Regions from separate parts of the Homo sapiens genome. Here regions 1 and 3 are each linked to region 2. The links are chromatin contacts, found by Hi-C or POLR2A ChIA-PET in ENCODE. All regions are on one chromosome and are shown on one strand. The core of a region is the stretch at or near the end of the contact, and the rest is flanking DNA. Distances in the headings are between cores, read along the strand shown. Region 1 has its middle 100 kb from the start of TPM1. Region 2 holds the start of HERC1 (HECT and RLD domain containing E3 ubiquitin protein ligase family member 1). Region 3 holds the start of APH1B (aph-1B gamma-secretase subunit).

Region 1 (4,752 bases), core at 162-2,661, 890 kb before region 2:
AGTTTCTTTGAGAAAAGGCCTTTGATCCACATCAAAATAAGGCTGTATGTGTCCTGTTTTATGATTTCTCACCTTGATCAAATTTTTTGGTTAACCAACCAACTACTAGTCCCAATTATATAGGACAAGAGACCTTCCAATGATATAATTTTCGTTTTCAGATGAGTTGTCCATGCTCTGAGCAGCATGTCAAACTCAGAGAGAGGCACACAGGCAGGGATGGGATACAATGGCAGCTGCAAGCATGGGATGCTGTACAGTACCACAGGAGGCATCCCATGGGATGTGGTACTATACTGCATTGGGCCCAAATTCCAGCTCCACTCTAACCAGTGGTGTGGTCTTGGGCAAATCATTTATCCTCTTTGTTGTTGTTGTGTTTGAGACAGGGTCTCCCTCTGTCACCCAGGCTGGAGTGCAGTGGTGCGATCTCAGCTCACTGCAACCCTCCACCTCCCAGGCTCAAGCAATCCTCCCACCTCAGCCTCCCAATTAGCTGGGACTACAGGCATGCACCACCACGCCCAGATAATTTTTTGTATTTTTTGCCACATTGGCCAGGCTGGTCTCAAACTCCTGAGCTCAAGCGATCTGCTGTGCCCTCCTCAGCCTCCCAAAGTGCTGGGATTACAGGCATGAGCCACCGTGCCCGGCCTCATTTGTTCTCTTTAAGTTCAGTTTTCTCACATGTTAAATAATACCTATCTTGGATTATTGTCTAGGTGGAGGGAAATGATGTTGCCTACACCCAGCATGGCGCCAGACCCATTTGAAAATATGAACTTCCTTGTCTGACTCTAAATGAGAAAAGGGGGATGCAATGAGCTTTGGCGGGTGGACTGGGTGTGGATAAGTGGGAAAGACAGATGGCATCCCTCCTCATCAGCAAATTCCAACTCACAGAACAAGGCAGTCTTTGGAGAGAGGCATGTGGTAAGTTATCCTAGGTACACGTTCAGACCCTGTGCCCAGGGACCAAAACAAAAGGTTCCTGGGAGCAGAATGCAAAGGACCACACTCAAGCCGAGTAAAGAGGGCTGCAGGAGTCTGCAAGAGCTGGGAGCTGCCACATGAACTTGCTTTGGGAGAAGTCCATTTGCAGGGGGTTGCACAACCCTGGAGGCTGTGCTCTGTACACCTGGGAAAGCATTGTTAAGTCCTGGGACCTGTAAACTGTTTTCCCTGGTAGTTGAGCCCTGTGACTTCCCCAGCTGCTGAGTCCAGAAATGAGGAGTGCCTTGGCTTCAGTGTCAGAAGCAGCCCCACTCAGTTTCTCAGAACACATCTGTGTGGGTGTCTGACTGTCTCTCTATGTCTCTGTCTCTGCTTCTCTCTCTGTCTCTTGCTGTCATTCTGTCTGTGTCTGTCTCTCTGTGTGTTTCTGTGGCTGAGTCAGATGGAGGAGTCCTCATGTTTCACTGCTTAGCAGTTTTTGTCCTTCCTAGTACCCGTTCCCAGCCCACAAGATGCAGAAAGAGCTGTTGCTAGCGTGAGTTATTTTTGTCAGCTGAGTCACCACGCCAGAAAGCAAGAAATGACCCGCTTTATGTCTGCTCTGAGGAGCTGGAACCAGCTGGGATCTCTGGACCACTGAAAGCCCTGGAACATCGCCCACTTGAGCCCAGCGTCCAGCCCCTAACTGGAGAGAGGCAGCCAAGGACACACTGAAAGGCCCGGCCTGTCCCACCCCTGCCATCAAGGCCTGCCCTGGTGATGAAGACTGTCAGGGGTCACCAGCTCCCATCTGCAGCCTCAGGGCTTTACTCCCTGCTGAGAGGGACTGCTGCTCATTCTGACCGTATCATGGTTAATCCTGCCCCAGTCCTTGGCTGCCTGGCCCATGAGACTGTGTTCCTTCGGGCGAGGGAGCACGCCTGTTTATAGCCCTTTGGCACATATCATAGTGGCTGGGACATAGTAGGTGGTCAATAAGCATTAGCTCTGTTCCCTTCACTGTGGCTCTGCAGGCAAGCCAGCTGCATCTCAGCTCCTCTACCTTTGGCCTCATTCCTGCCTAAAATGCCCTCTCGTTTCCTCCCTGTAGCCACATCCAACCCAGGGTCCTAGCCCTGGCCCCGTCCACACAGCCTGTCCTCCAACCCTGCAACCCCCTAAGATGCTTCCCCTCTGGACCCCACAGCACCTGCTTCCCTTCACTCCCCTGCACCTCCTGAAATCTTAGGCATTTGTGGACATGCATATTTTTCTGGGAAATCTTAAAGGAGTCCTTGGCCCCCAAGAGGTTTAGAACTACTGGGAGGGAATGGGGAAGCCTGGAAGGGTATTGAATGATACATTCCTTTGGTAAGACAGACCTGGCAGGGTACAGGGGGTTCTCTTCCATTTCTTTTGTAGGGCTTCCTCTTTGGGTGGGAAACTTTGAGGAGGCTCCAGGGCTGTGGACTGTCAGGGTGTGCTTTCCCTGTGACAGCATTCAGATAAGATGAGTAGTCTCTGTCTCTGTCTCCCTCTCTATCTGAATAACAAGGCTTGTTGTTTCTGTAGTTTTTCATTTTATTTTTCACATTCTGGACATTTTTAAAGCAGAAATCATTTTAGCTCACCAAGAGTTGAAATTAGAGAGAGAGTGAATCACCTGGTCTCATCTAAAGTAGATAACAAAGCTGAGTTTGGTGAGAGCTGCAGTAAGCCATTTGCTTGGACACCATGCACAGCCGCAAGAAGTGATACCTCTTGTAAATAAATCACCCACTGGCAGCCTCACCTTGGAATATTTATAAGGAAACAGACCTGGGAAGGACAAACTGTAAGTCTAGGCTGCAAAGATTATTGGAAGAAGCACTTTACAGTGTATACAGAAAGTTTGATGCTTGATCACCTACAGGAAGACAGAGGAGAAAGAAAGGAAAGCTGCCAGTTCTATTAGGCAGGGAAATGGTGTATTTCATTTTCAACGGTGGCCTGTCCTTGTGTATATCTGTGAGTCTTTCTCACTACAGGATAGGGAAACATACAGGGAGAGTCTGCCCATCCTCCTTCCTAACCTCCAAGCTTTGGCAAGCCAGCCCAGGGCAGGATGCCTACGATGCCTGAAGGGGTCCCCAAGTTTGCTCCCAAATTACGTCAAAGCCCCAATCTACACCATAGGCCACAGGAAAGCCCAGACTGGCCCCCCTTCTCTGGTTGTAATATTGATGAAGTGCTTTGGGTGAAAGAGGATCTTCCATGGAGAAGAGATACAGCTGGGCCCAGTGAAGTATCCGTGTACATTTACGTCGGTGCAGAGCCAGACGCTGCAAGTGGACTCCCAAGTTCAACGAGCACAGTGTAACCTTAAGCAAGCTGCCGCCTCTATGAGCATCTTCCCTACCTCCACCCCTCCCGCCACTCAATTTGTCTCATCTATTAAATTAAATTCCTCCAGGGACAATGGGGAGTCACACCCATCCCCCCAAGGAAAGCCTCAGGGCACCCCAGGAGTCTTGTGGTATGGCAGAAGGAGCACCGGGAGGGGTGTGGGGAGCACTATGTTGCGTGGCCTTGGAAAGTTGATTCAGACCTCATGGAATCCTCATCAGCCACTGTTCATTCAACAGCCATTTGTGTATTGCATGCATGTCCTATGTGCACCACTGTCATAGGGAGTGGGGGTAAAATGATGCAAAAAGGAAGATCCTAAACCTCCCAGGAATCAAAAATTTGAAAGAACACACATGAGTTAGAGTACAATGAAGTACATTACTGATGGAGAGAGAGAAGGTGCTAGCAGGCTGAGTGGGAGGCAAGTCTCCCAGCCTAAGGGGAGAGGTTGTAATAGGAGGTGGTATCTCAGCTGGTTGCTAAAAGACGAGTAGAGGTGAGCCAGGCCAAAGAGAGGGATGGGAGGCGTGGCTTTCCAGGCAGAGTCCCAGAAGTGGGAAACATCATGGAGAAAATGTGAACATTTTGGTGTTGCTGATGGAAATGGCAAGAAATAAGTCTGCATCTTTAGGCAAGAACAAAATATAAAGGGCCTTGGACCTGTTCAAGAGGATTGAACCCTACATTTTCAAATGTAGCCCAGAGCATATCACTCCTCTACTCAAAGCTCTGCAGGTTTTACTCCTGTTTCCCCTGCAGTGTCCTTACAATGCCCCCCACAGACCCAACGTAACCTGGCTTCCAGGTGCCTGTCTGACCTTATCTCCTTCCCATGTCCACCCCCCTGTACCCTCTCACCATGTTCTCCCTCTCCCTCAAACCACCCAGGCAGCCCCTGCTCAGGCCCTTGGCACTGCAGTTCCCTCTGCCCTGAATGTCCCTTTTCCAGATATCTTCACAGCTCACTCCCTCACCCCCTTCAAGTCTTCTTGAAGTGTTACCTTCTCCATGAGGCTGCCCAGACCACCATGCGGCACCCTCCCGTCCTCATTCCACGCTCCTAAAGTTCCTGACCCTCTTCAGGTGTTTTCTTTCAGAGCACGTACCACCTCAACATACTGTATAATTTTCCTATGTATGTTTTTCTTGTTTATTTCTATATTTATATTCACCCAACTAGAATATAAACTTAACCAGGGCTGGTATTTTTGTCTGCCTTGTTTACCGCTCTATCCCCGGCACCTAGAACAGTGACTAGCACACAATAGGCTCTCACTAGATATTTCCTAAGTAATGAGTGACCAAGCTAGGGAACCACTGACAGGCATTAGGTGGGGGACATACTCAGATTTACAAATTAAAATCACTCTAGCTGCATAGTGTAGACTCACAATGGCTGTTCTCCACTTTTTTCATCATGCCCCATAGTAA
Region 2 (4,702 bases), core at 741-3,240:
ATTTAAGAAGCAAAATGATAAGAACCTTAGGGAACGCAAAATTCATAAAAGTTTAGAATTACAAGAGGCCTTAATAGGCCATTTAATCCATTCCAATAACAACAACCCCAGATGACAATCTATCCTATTTTTAAAAGGCTCCAGATTTCCAACCTCCCTAGATATCTCATTCTGCCATACAACCTTGTCATGTGATTTGGGGGAAATATTATGACTGTTCTTTGCCCTTCCTAATGCTATCTTTTCTCAAATAATATAGCAATACATCTTAACTCACTTCCAAGATATATAAATGTGTATAGGTGCAGAATACGTGTGTGTGTGTGTGTGTCTCTATACATATATACGTACATTTATGCATAAGACAGGCACCTAGGACATTCAATTTTGCTTGTATAAACGCAGGCTATGGAAACACATATATCAAAGAGACATACTCATCCCACACTAATCACAACAGGCACTATGAAACAATGTCACAGAACAATTTTGGTCTAAAAATATCCAGTAGAAATCAATTTCATAAAACCTGAGGTAAATAGGTTTCTTCCCACTATGAATAATCATAGTTTCTTTCCCTTCTACAAATACTGCCCCATTTTGAGCAACCACCACTAACAGAATTGTAAAAATATAATATATACATAGGTACTAGACCCAAACAGACAATGTTTTAACGTTTGATTTTTCAAACCACTTAGCTAACAATCATTTTGGAAAAGGGCCCAGTGAAAAAGATAGTGATGGCAGAGTTCAGCCAGTGATAATGAACTAGCAGCCAGTTTTAATCAAGCAGGCCAGAGAACTGATTCAAATAAAATAAATCATTTTTGGAACAAATATAGAATGAGGAAGTCCCAAGCAAGGATAAAAAAAAATGTGTCTGTTAGGAAATACAATAAAATGTTAACCATGAAATGCCACCTCTGGAGATGGAATTACAAAGATGGGTTAGTTTGTTCAGATTTGTTATTCCCATCATTTAATTATCTCTATATTCTAAGTATTATAGACATTTCTTAAACTAAGACAAATCTGTCCCTGTGTTTCACAGCTCTCTAAGATAACATGTCTTTTACATAACCTCCTGGGAGAGGTGGTACAAGCTCCTGTCCTCCTCGTGTCTCCCAGTAACCTGCCACCCATCACAGAACAGATTTCACCATGTTCCCCGGGGTAGCTCCTGTCATCACCATCATCATCCTCATCTCACGCTTAAGACTAAACAATGCGCCCCGCCTCGCCTCCCGGTTGCAAAGGCTTTATAATTTGTTGTTTTATTGGGGCGGGAGATTTGGAGAAAGGTTTAGCAGATGATGAGCTGCCCTCACCCAAAGGCAGAGGAGAGGAGGAAGACACGTCGTCCCAGCCTCCACCCCGCTAAAGGCGGCCGGCGCCTGGGGACACCGGGGTCGCGGCACTCCCCGGACCCTGAGAGGGAGTCGGCCGCCGCCCGCGGACCGAGCCCCAGCCGGGGCAGAGGAGCTGGTCAGCAGATAAAGGAATGAAGCAGAAAGAGACGCGACCACAGCGGGGCCGGGGCACAGACGTTGTAAGCCGCTGGAGGGGCGGGTCTCTCGGCCCTCTCCGCGGGCGCCTCGGCTTCTACGCTGCTCCGAGGCGCCCGGGCGGCAGGAGGCCTCTAGAGCCGGGGACCCGGGGGATCCGCGGCGCGCCAGGAGGGCTCCCCCAGCTCGCCTGCCGCCCACCCGGGACCCCAGCAGCCCCGCTCGGCTGCAGTCCCGAAACGGCCCCGGCCGGCCCTGCGCGGCCGGCAAAGCACACACGCGCGCGCGCACACACACACACACACACACACACACACACACACACAGGACCAGGAGGACGGTAGATGATGCGTTACCGTACGTGGCTCTGGAGCTGGCGGGGTGGGGCGCGGCTCCGGCGACCCGAGCCCGGCTCCGCAGAGGCTGCGGCGGTCGCGTCCTTTATTTTTGCTGCAGCAGCAGCGACTTGTCAAAGGGAAAGACGTAAGAGGCGGCGGCAGCAGCGGCGGCGTCAGGCGAGTCTCACGAGATTTGGGCGGAACTCTCGCGCAGCCGGGAGCCCTCGCCCCGCCCAACAGGCCCAGCGCGGGAGGTGAAAGGGGAACCGAGAGGAAGGCGGCTGAGGTGGAGTTGGGGGTTGAGCGAAAAGGGGAAAGGGATTTGGGAGCGAGGGGAGCCAAGCTAGGTGCTGGGGACACTTTGCTACCGCGCGGCCCTCACCCTTCAGCCGTCGCGGAATCCGGGCAGCCCCGACCGCCTGCGGGGACCTGACTCCACAGATGAAGCACAATTGGGGGCGTTTCACAAAGGGTGGTGAGGAGTGGGGGGCCATGCAGTGCGCCCCCTTTTCCTCGTGGTGGGCAGGGAAGACCCCGCCGCCAGGCGAAGGGACACGTGTTACGGCCGGCGGCAGGGCCAGGGCCTCACCCCTTTATCTCCGCCTCGCACCCGGCGCCCCACGCTCTTTATCTCTCATCGCAGCGGCCCCGGCCCTCCGGCCGGCTAAGTTCAATCACATAAAAGCGTTTCACTTGACCTACTCTTCCACCTTGTTCATGTCTTTGCGCCTTATGGGACTGCCAGAACCCTGCAGATGCCAGGGCCTGGCTCCTCGGTTTTCTTTTCTGCTTGGGAACACAGTAGTGTCCTTTGGGTGACTTACATCCTTGATCATGACCTCGACCTCCACGTGAAACCCCATGAGGGGAAGGACACAGACTGGCTCAGTCCTCACCATATCTCCAGCGCCTAACATAGGTCCAAGTGGACATTAAATTGTTGAGTGAATACCCCATCTCCATCTTCCTCCTTCTGTACCTGGTTTTACTCCTTTCCAGCCACCTTCATGGTGTCTTTCCTTCCAGATATTCTAACGAGCATCAATTAAACTGACCGATGACTTGGGGACAAAAAATAGAGTTGGCCTCTGCGTTCCAGAAGTTTGCAATCCAATTGGAGGCGTAGGAGAAGCACACAAACATACAAGCCATGAATGTGTCACTAATGTAAGAAATTACGGTATAGACAGACGAGGGAGTGCTTTCCCATGGTTAAATTAGATACATGTTTGTGTGTCACATGAGGCAGTTTAGTCCAAGAGTTAGGAGCCATGTGCTTCACTGTCAGACACTGGTGGGAATTCTGGAATCCCACTTACCCCAGGTGTGTGACCTTGGGCAAGTTGCTTGACCTCTCTGAACCTCAGTTCCTTATGTGTCAATTTATAATGCCAGTTCTTGTTATCACAAGGTTCCTCTGAGGAGTAAAATATATGTAAAGCTCACATACGGCACATATTAAGTACTCATTAAATGATGGGTCTTAGGTGTGTAGCTTTTAAGTTTCTATGTATAAAATGTGTATTTCTGGTAAATGATGTAAGGGAGTAGCTACATGAGGAGTGATGTCATTGTTGCTAGTGCTTTATGATCTGGGTATTGTGTGTGAAGCATACTCAAAAACAACAAGCAAAAGCTCCTCCTTTTAACTTGTTGATGTCATCTACGTCACTCACAAATATGATATTCTGTCTTTCTTGAATTTGTAAAATTGTACTGGTTTTGCCCACTTTTTCTTTTTCTTTTTTTTGAGATGGAGTTTTGCTCTTGTTGCCCAGGCTAGAGTGCAATGGCACCATCTTGGCTCACTGCAACCTCCGCCTCCCAGGTTTAAGCGATTCTCCTGCCTCAGCCTCCCAAGTAGGTGGGATTACAGGTGTGTGCCACCATGCCTGGCTAATTTTTGTATTTTTAGTAGAGATGGGGTTCCACCATATTGGCCAGGCTGGTCTCGAACTCCTGACCTTGTGATCCGACCGCCTTGGCCTCCCAAAGTGCTGGGATTACAGGGGTGAGCCACCGTGCCCAGCCTGGTTTTGCCCATTCTATTTCAAGAAAAGGACTGCTTACTTTAAAGACCAATCAAGAGACTCCCTCTTTTACCATCTCCTTAGCTTCCACCCTCAGAGCTGTGTGTAAAAGAGAATTGAATACAACTGTGTTCAGTTGCATACAATTAGCAAATACTGTTAGTGTCAGCAAGTGAGCCCTGACTACTAGCCACCCTCACCTTGACCACACCACTCTTTCCCAAAACACTGTTTTTTTCTTTCTTTCTTTTTTCTTTTTGAGGTGGAGTCTCACTCTGCTGCTTAGGCTAGAGTGCAGTGGCGTGATCTTGGCTCACTTCAACCTCTGTCTCCCGGGTTCAAGCGATCCTCCTGCCTCAGTCTTCCTAGTAGCTGGGATTACAGGTGTGCTGCACCATGCCCGGCTAATTTTTTTATATTTTAGTAGAGACAGGGTTTCACCATGTTGCCCAGGCTGCTCTCGAACTCCTGACCTCAAATGATCTGCCTGCCTCGGCCTCCCAAAGTGCTGGGATTACAGGCGTGAGCCACCGCACCATGCTTAAAACACTGTTTCATACTCAAATCAGCATATCCTGGAACCTTGTTGTCAGCATTAACCTCCCAACTCTACCAGTTCATTTTATTCAGATTTCCCTAAAGAAAAATGTTGGAGATGGGAAGAGTGGATGGAGGGATCTCAGAGCCACAGCCAAGTCCTAAGCATCACAAGCCCTTGGTCTGATAGCCCTCTGAGCAGCATACCCTGGCCATACCAGTCAGCCACATCTTCCTCCCCTCACGTATGTCACCCCCACTTCATGCCTCATACTTCACAGCACCACAC
Region 3 (4,903 bases), core at 382-2,881, 560 kb before region 2:
GTACAATTCCTAAACTTCTATTAAATTTGTCTGCTTCCCTCCAGAGTCCTGCTAATTCCCTGAATCAGGCCACTGCCATCTCATGCCTGCGTTGCACTGAGGACCTCCAGTCTGGAAGCTCATTTTCCATATCTTTACAAAGCAGATCTATCACTCTGAACTGTTGTCTCGACCCGAGTTTTGATAGGTATTGTGCTGGGATCTGACCATTCAAAATACAATCACTGGAATCTGAAGAAGTATTCTGTGGGAGTGAATGGAAATATATATGACTTTTAAATGGGCAAAGGTAATGTTTTTCTGTAAGAATTAAATACCTGCAGTTGTATTATTTGAAGGTGCATTTTCAGGGGCGAGCTGCAAAACATCTGTCAGGTCCCAACATTTGTCTACTGGTGTTTTTTTAAATGTGGATTGCCAAAATCTTTATTCATGATGGACATTATGTAGGAGTGGTTAATACTTACATAGCACTTACCTGTGTCAGGCACACTGATCAAAATAACCGACGAAGTATTATTCAACATAAAGAAAAATCTAACTTGGATGTGAATGATCAGAGAACTTAAGTTTTAATTTTTAAACCTTTCAGAAATTGTTAATATAGATGTTTATAACTTCCACCTTTTAAATTATTTCACTTATTGAACAGATATTAGTGAACTTCTAGGTGCTGAGGAAACAACAAAGAGCAAAGCAAAGTCCCTGTCCCCCAGGAGTTCGCGTTTTAACGGGGAAGAAAAATAAGCAAGTGAAATGGACGACTGTGAGAAGACGGAGCAGGGAGATGTTACTATTGCTTGTAGGGTGGTCACAGAATGCCTGCAAAAACAACCCTTTTGAAGAATTGGGAAAAAAATAAAAACCATTTGGCTGAAACAGCCCTGAGAAGGGCAGCTTCTTCCACCACTCTTTCATCATTTTACCATCTGTGGGTTATCCCCGGGGTCACTGCTATCCCAGCCTAGGTTTTATACAGGATGGAGTACGAAGTTCCCGCAACTATCCAAACGGTAAAATGTGCTTAAAAAAAAAAAAAAACCTATTTAAAAAGGAATCCTGCTTGTTCCTGCGCTACATTTTTGTTTAGTCTCTTTGGTTGACTTGGAATCTCTGCCTGTTCTCGGTGCATGCGGCTCGAAGGTGGGCTAGGGAGCTTCCCTTCTCTTAACCACCTCGCGGCCGGCACTGGAACCCGATCGGAGTGTATCTGTGGGGCTGCGGCGATGGCTGGGGCCCTAACGTCGCCGAGGACGCCCGCCTCGGGAGCAGGAGCTGCGGCGTGGCCCTGGCGCTTCCGGACACCCGGTAGGGCGGAGGGCCCAACGGTGGGGTCCGCGCTCACCGCCTTGAGCCCGCCCCTGCGCCCGGCGCCCTCAGCCCACGCCCCGCCCAGTCCCCCAGGCCCTAGCGTTTACCCCCACGCCCCGCCTCGCCCCGCGACCCACGTACCCCGCCTCCGAGCCCCGCCCCCGCCCCCACGTGCCCCGCCCCCGAGCCCCGCCCCCGTCCCCGTGCCTGCCCATGAGCCGCGCCCCGCCCCCCGCGTCCCGCTTAGCCCCCCACCCCGAGCCCCACCCACCGAACCCCGCCCGCGCCGGGAGCATCTCGCGTCCCCAACGGGCCCCCGGGTCGGTTTCCGCGGTGGCCATGACTGCGGCCGTGTTCTTCGGCTGCGCCTTCATTGCCTTCGGGCCTGCGCTCGCCCTTTATGTCTTCACCATCGCCACCGAGCCGTTGCGTATCATCTTCCTCATCGCCGGGTGAGGCGGTCGCGTCGGGAAACCCGGACGCCGGGGCTCCCCTCCCCCGCTGGGGTTACCCGCGACCCTCGGCGCCCCCACCGCGCGGCTCGACCTTGTTGCGTTTCAGACGGGAGGAGGGTTGAGAGGGGGAGAGCGGAGATCCGGCTCCCCAAAGGCGCCTCGCCCTCTTAGGAAGAAGCGCACACTGGGGGTCAGGGCCTTTTGCCTGGGGCTCATGGGTGGGGTTTAGTGATCCGTGAAGCTACTAAAGTTGTATAAAAAAATTATGGATAAGTTCATATATGCATCCTTCATTTTCTGGAGGGGGAGTCCCTAATTTCCCTCAGATTCTCAAAGGCATGTGTAATCCCCAAAGGGTTAAAAACCATTGGCGTTTAGGATAGTAGTGCGCGACTTCCGCCTATTAGAATCACCTGTGGCCAGGTGCTTTAAAACATGCCGATGCCCACCCCCACCCCGATCCATTGAATCAGAATGTCTAGGGGATGGGATTCGGGCTTCAGAAAAAAAAAAAAAAATTTAAGCTCCTTTTGGATGGTTCCGTTGTGCAGCCGAAGGGTGGAAACCTGTAAAAACACCGAAGCACCTGACTGTGCGTCTCCTTCTGGGAGCTTGGTAAATACCGGACTCTGGTGTCCCATCGCAGTCATCACCTGCCTCTTACTTGCACATACCACATCCCCCCTCCTCTGATGAGTCTCTCTTGGCACCAGACTAGGCCAATGATTCCCGCTTTTCTGCGTTTCTTCACCTCCCACAAACGTATTGAAAGTGCTTCGCTGCATGTCATTTTAAAAATAATAGAGATTTGGGAAGGGTCTGTAAAGCTTGCTATAATCATTAGAATCCCCAGGGGTGCTGTAAGACCTGGAGGGCTTGGATACTGATCCAGATCAGAACACAGGTTTTCAAGTTGAATTTTATACCAGTCACTTTATTAATAGAGATGTAGATATTTTTCTGGAAAAGATACTCATCTTTGCAGATATCTGATCAGTAAATCCATAATTTCTTGTAAGTTTTAAGAATATGAAAATTGCAGTAATCAGGGTTGTGTATTTTCTTGTTTTGGCTCATCAATGGGCAGAGCATTGATTAGAAAGAGTAGCAAATAACCAAGTTTCTAGCTAGATAGTCCTTGGCAGATAGAGTCTGCAGATGTACTTGCAAGTAGCAGGGTCATTGAAAAAAGTAATTGTTGGGAAACCTCAGCCTTCCTCTTGGACACGTTTGTCTCACCAAGGAAAATGCACCGTTAAGAACAACTGATCAGAGTATCACTTTATGAGGACTTTCTTTTCCTTATTGAAACGTCAAGAAATCTCTTCCTTCTCAAGCAGGTTTTTTTTTTTTTCCTGCTTTTAAACATTATTAATCCTGTACTGATGTTCACTTGTAACTTTTTTTCCCGTATTTTTCAGAGCTTTCTTCTGGTTGGTGTCTCTACTGATTTCGTCCCTTGTTTGGTTCATGGCAAGAGTCATTATTGACAACAAAGATGGACCAACACAGAAATATCTGCTGATCTTTGGAGCGTTTGTCTCTGTCTATATCCAAGAAATGTTCCGATTTGCATATTATAAACTCTTAAAGTAAGTTAAATACCTGCCTTACCTTTTTTTTCCCCAGTTAGATTTTAGTTATGATTTGGTCATTTGAAACGTGAATATAGTATTGTATCTATGCCCTCCTACATAGTACTAAGCCAAGAGATTGGTACATTTCCAGCCTGAAAATCTTGAGTGTTCTTTTATCTTGTGGAAATTTCTTATTTCCTTCCTTTCTTCCTTTATTCAAAAAAATATTTCTTGAGAATCAATCCCAGACACTATCCTAGGTACTGGGGATACATCAGTGATTAAAAGACAGAGTCTCTGGCTTCATGGAGCTTATATTATAGTAGGAAGAGACAGACAATAAATGAATGAACAAGAAATACACTGGTATAGTAGGTAAGTGTCATGGAGACAAACAAGCTAGGGAAGCATTAAAACAACTACAGAAATCATTCCAGCTTAGAATGTATATGTTCTCTTTGCCACCACCTAAGTTAATTCTTTTTTTTTTTTTTTTTGAGACAGAGTTTTCGCTCCTGTTGCCCAGGCTGGAGTGCAATGGTGCAATCTCAGCTCACGGCAACCTCTGCCTCCTGGGTTCAAGCGATTCTCCTGCCTCAGCCTCCCGAGTAGCTGGGATTACAGGTGTGCACCACCATGCCCGGCTAATTTTTGTAATTTTAGTAGAGACAGGGTTTCACCATGTTCGCCAGGCTGGTTTCAAACTCCTGACCTCCAGTGATCCGCCCACCTTGGCCTCCCAAAGTGTTAGGATTACAGGCCTGAGCCACCACACCCGGCCAAGATAAATAATTCTTATGGAGACCATGCCTTCCATTATTTTGACTTTAGTAGGGGAAAACAGGAGTTCCTTTTGTGGTATTTCCTGTAGTTTTAAATCTATAATAGAAAATCACATTTTAAAAAATGCCTTGGGTTCCCTTGTTGGGCCAGAAAGTAGGTCTTCTCTAGGACTCACGAGGACCTCACATGAAACCACTGATTTGAAACACAGCTGGAACTTGGAACCATATTTCCTTTCAGGCAGTCATGAAATTGGCTTTGATTATGTAGTAAGTCTTAATAGAGTGATAAATGTGCTGTCTTTTTTCATTTGTACAAATGAAGTAATTAAGGCTGTCCATGAATTTCGTGGATATAACCAAGAGGAACCTCAACAACAACTCTTTTCATAGGCTTCTGTTAACTTGTTCTTGCCAATATGCTAGGTTTTCTGTATTTGTTACTCTTTGCTTTTAATACCAGATACTGAATTCCCTTTTCGTAATGAAGGAATTTAAATTAGGAATTGAAATCCAGGAAGCCATTGCTTAGAAGCAAAAATCATATCTTAGAAAAGTTTCAAAAATGAAATTCCCATTAGTACCTGGAAATATTACATGGGAATAAATAAATATCAAAGGTAACACTGAAATTTCCATGGTAATACAACATCCCTAACAGATGGACATCTAGCTGTGTTTGAATGTTTCTGGTATGTGGCAGTTACTACCATTCTACAATTTTAAGCTTTAACTGTAGAATATCATTAAGGTAACCACATCTACCTCTGCTGGGCTT

Evidence for each region. A loop is a pair of places that touch in the nucleus more often than their neighbours do. ChIA-PET counts read pairs that join two places held with the same protein, here RNA polymerase II (POLR2A). Pooled maps may share reads with other maps.
Region 1: POLR2A ChIA-PET joins it to region 2 with 10 read pairs in activated CD4-positive, alpha-beta T cell. The contact joins the enhancer-like site here to the promoter of HERC1 in region 2. POLR2A ChIA-PET finds 5 or more read pairs at or near these places in 2 of 52 experiments (WTC11 and activated CD4-positive, alpha-beta T cell).
Region 3: a pooled map shows a loop between it and region 2 (4-fold over the local background). The contact joins the promoter of APH1B here to the promoter of HERC1 in region 2. A Hi-C loop is called at or near these places in 1 of 168 maps with a recorded cell type or tissue (CD4-positive, alpha-beta memory T cell) and 4 of 50 pooled maps.

Annotation. Positions count from the first base shown.
Region 1 is chr15:62,939,425-62,944,176 of GRCh38, forward strand. No RefSeq gene overlaps it. Among named protein-coding and RNA genes, the nearest start is that of TPM1, 100 kb to the right of the region's middle. Within about 2 kb of position 1,412, at least 25 of the 41 ENCODE cell types and tissues checked have a DNase peak (open chromatin) inside an H3K27ac peak, as active enhancers do.
Region 2 is chr15:63,831,958-63,836,659 of GRCh38, forward strand. It overlaps HERC1 (HECT and RLD domain containing E3 ubiquitin protein ligase family member 1), which reads right to left and starts at 1,991. Exons shown (of 78, transcript NM_003922.4): 1 at 1,870-1,991. RefSeq lists enhancers at 1,147-2,012, 2,013-2,876, 2,050-2,179 and a silencer at 1,380-1,809.
Region 3 is chr15:63,275,974-63,280,876 of GRCh38, forward strand. APH1B (aph-1B gamma-secretase subunit) reads left to right here and starts at 1,632. Exons shown (of 6, transcript NM_031301.4): 1 at 1,632-1,763; 2 at 3,188-3,358. The coding sequence starts at 1,651. LOC124903504 (a long non-coding RNA gene) reads left to right here. Exons shown (of 2, transcript XR_007064674.1): 2 at 45-879. RefSeq lists silencers at 1,159-1,578, 1,659-1,938.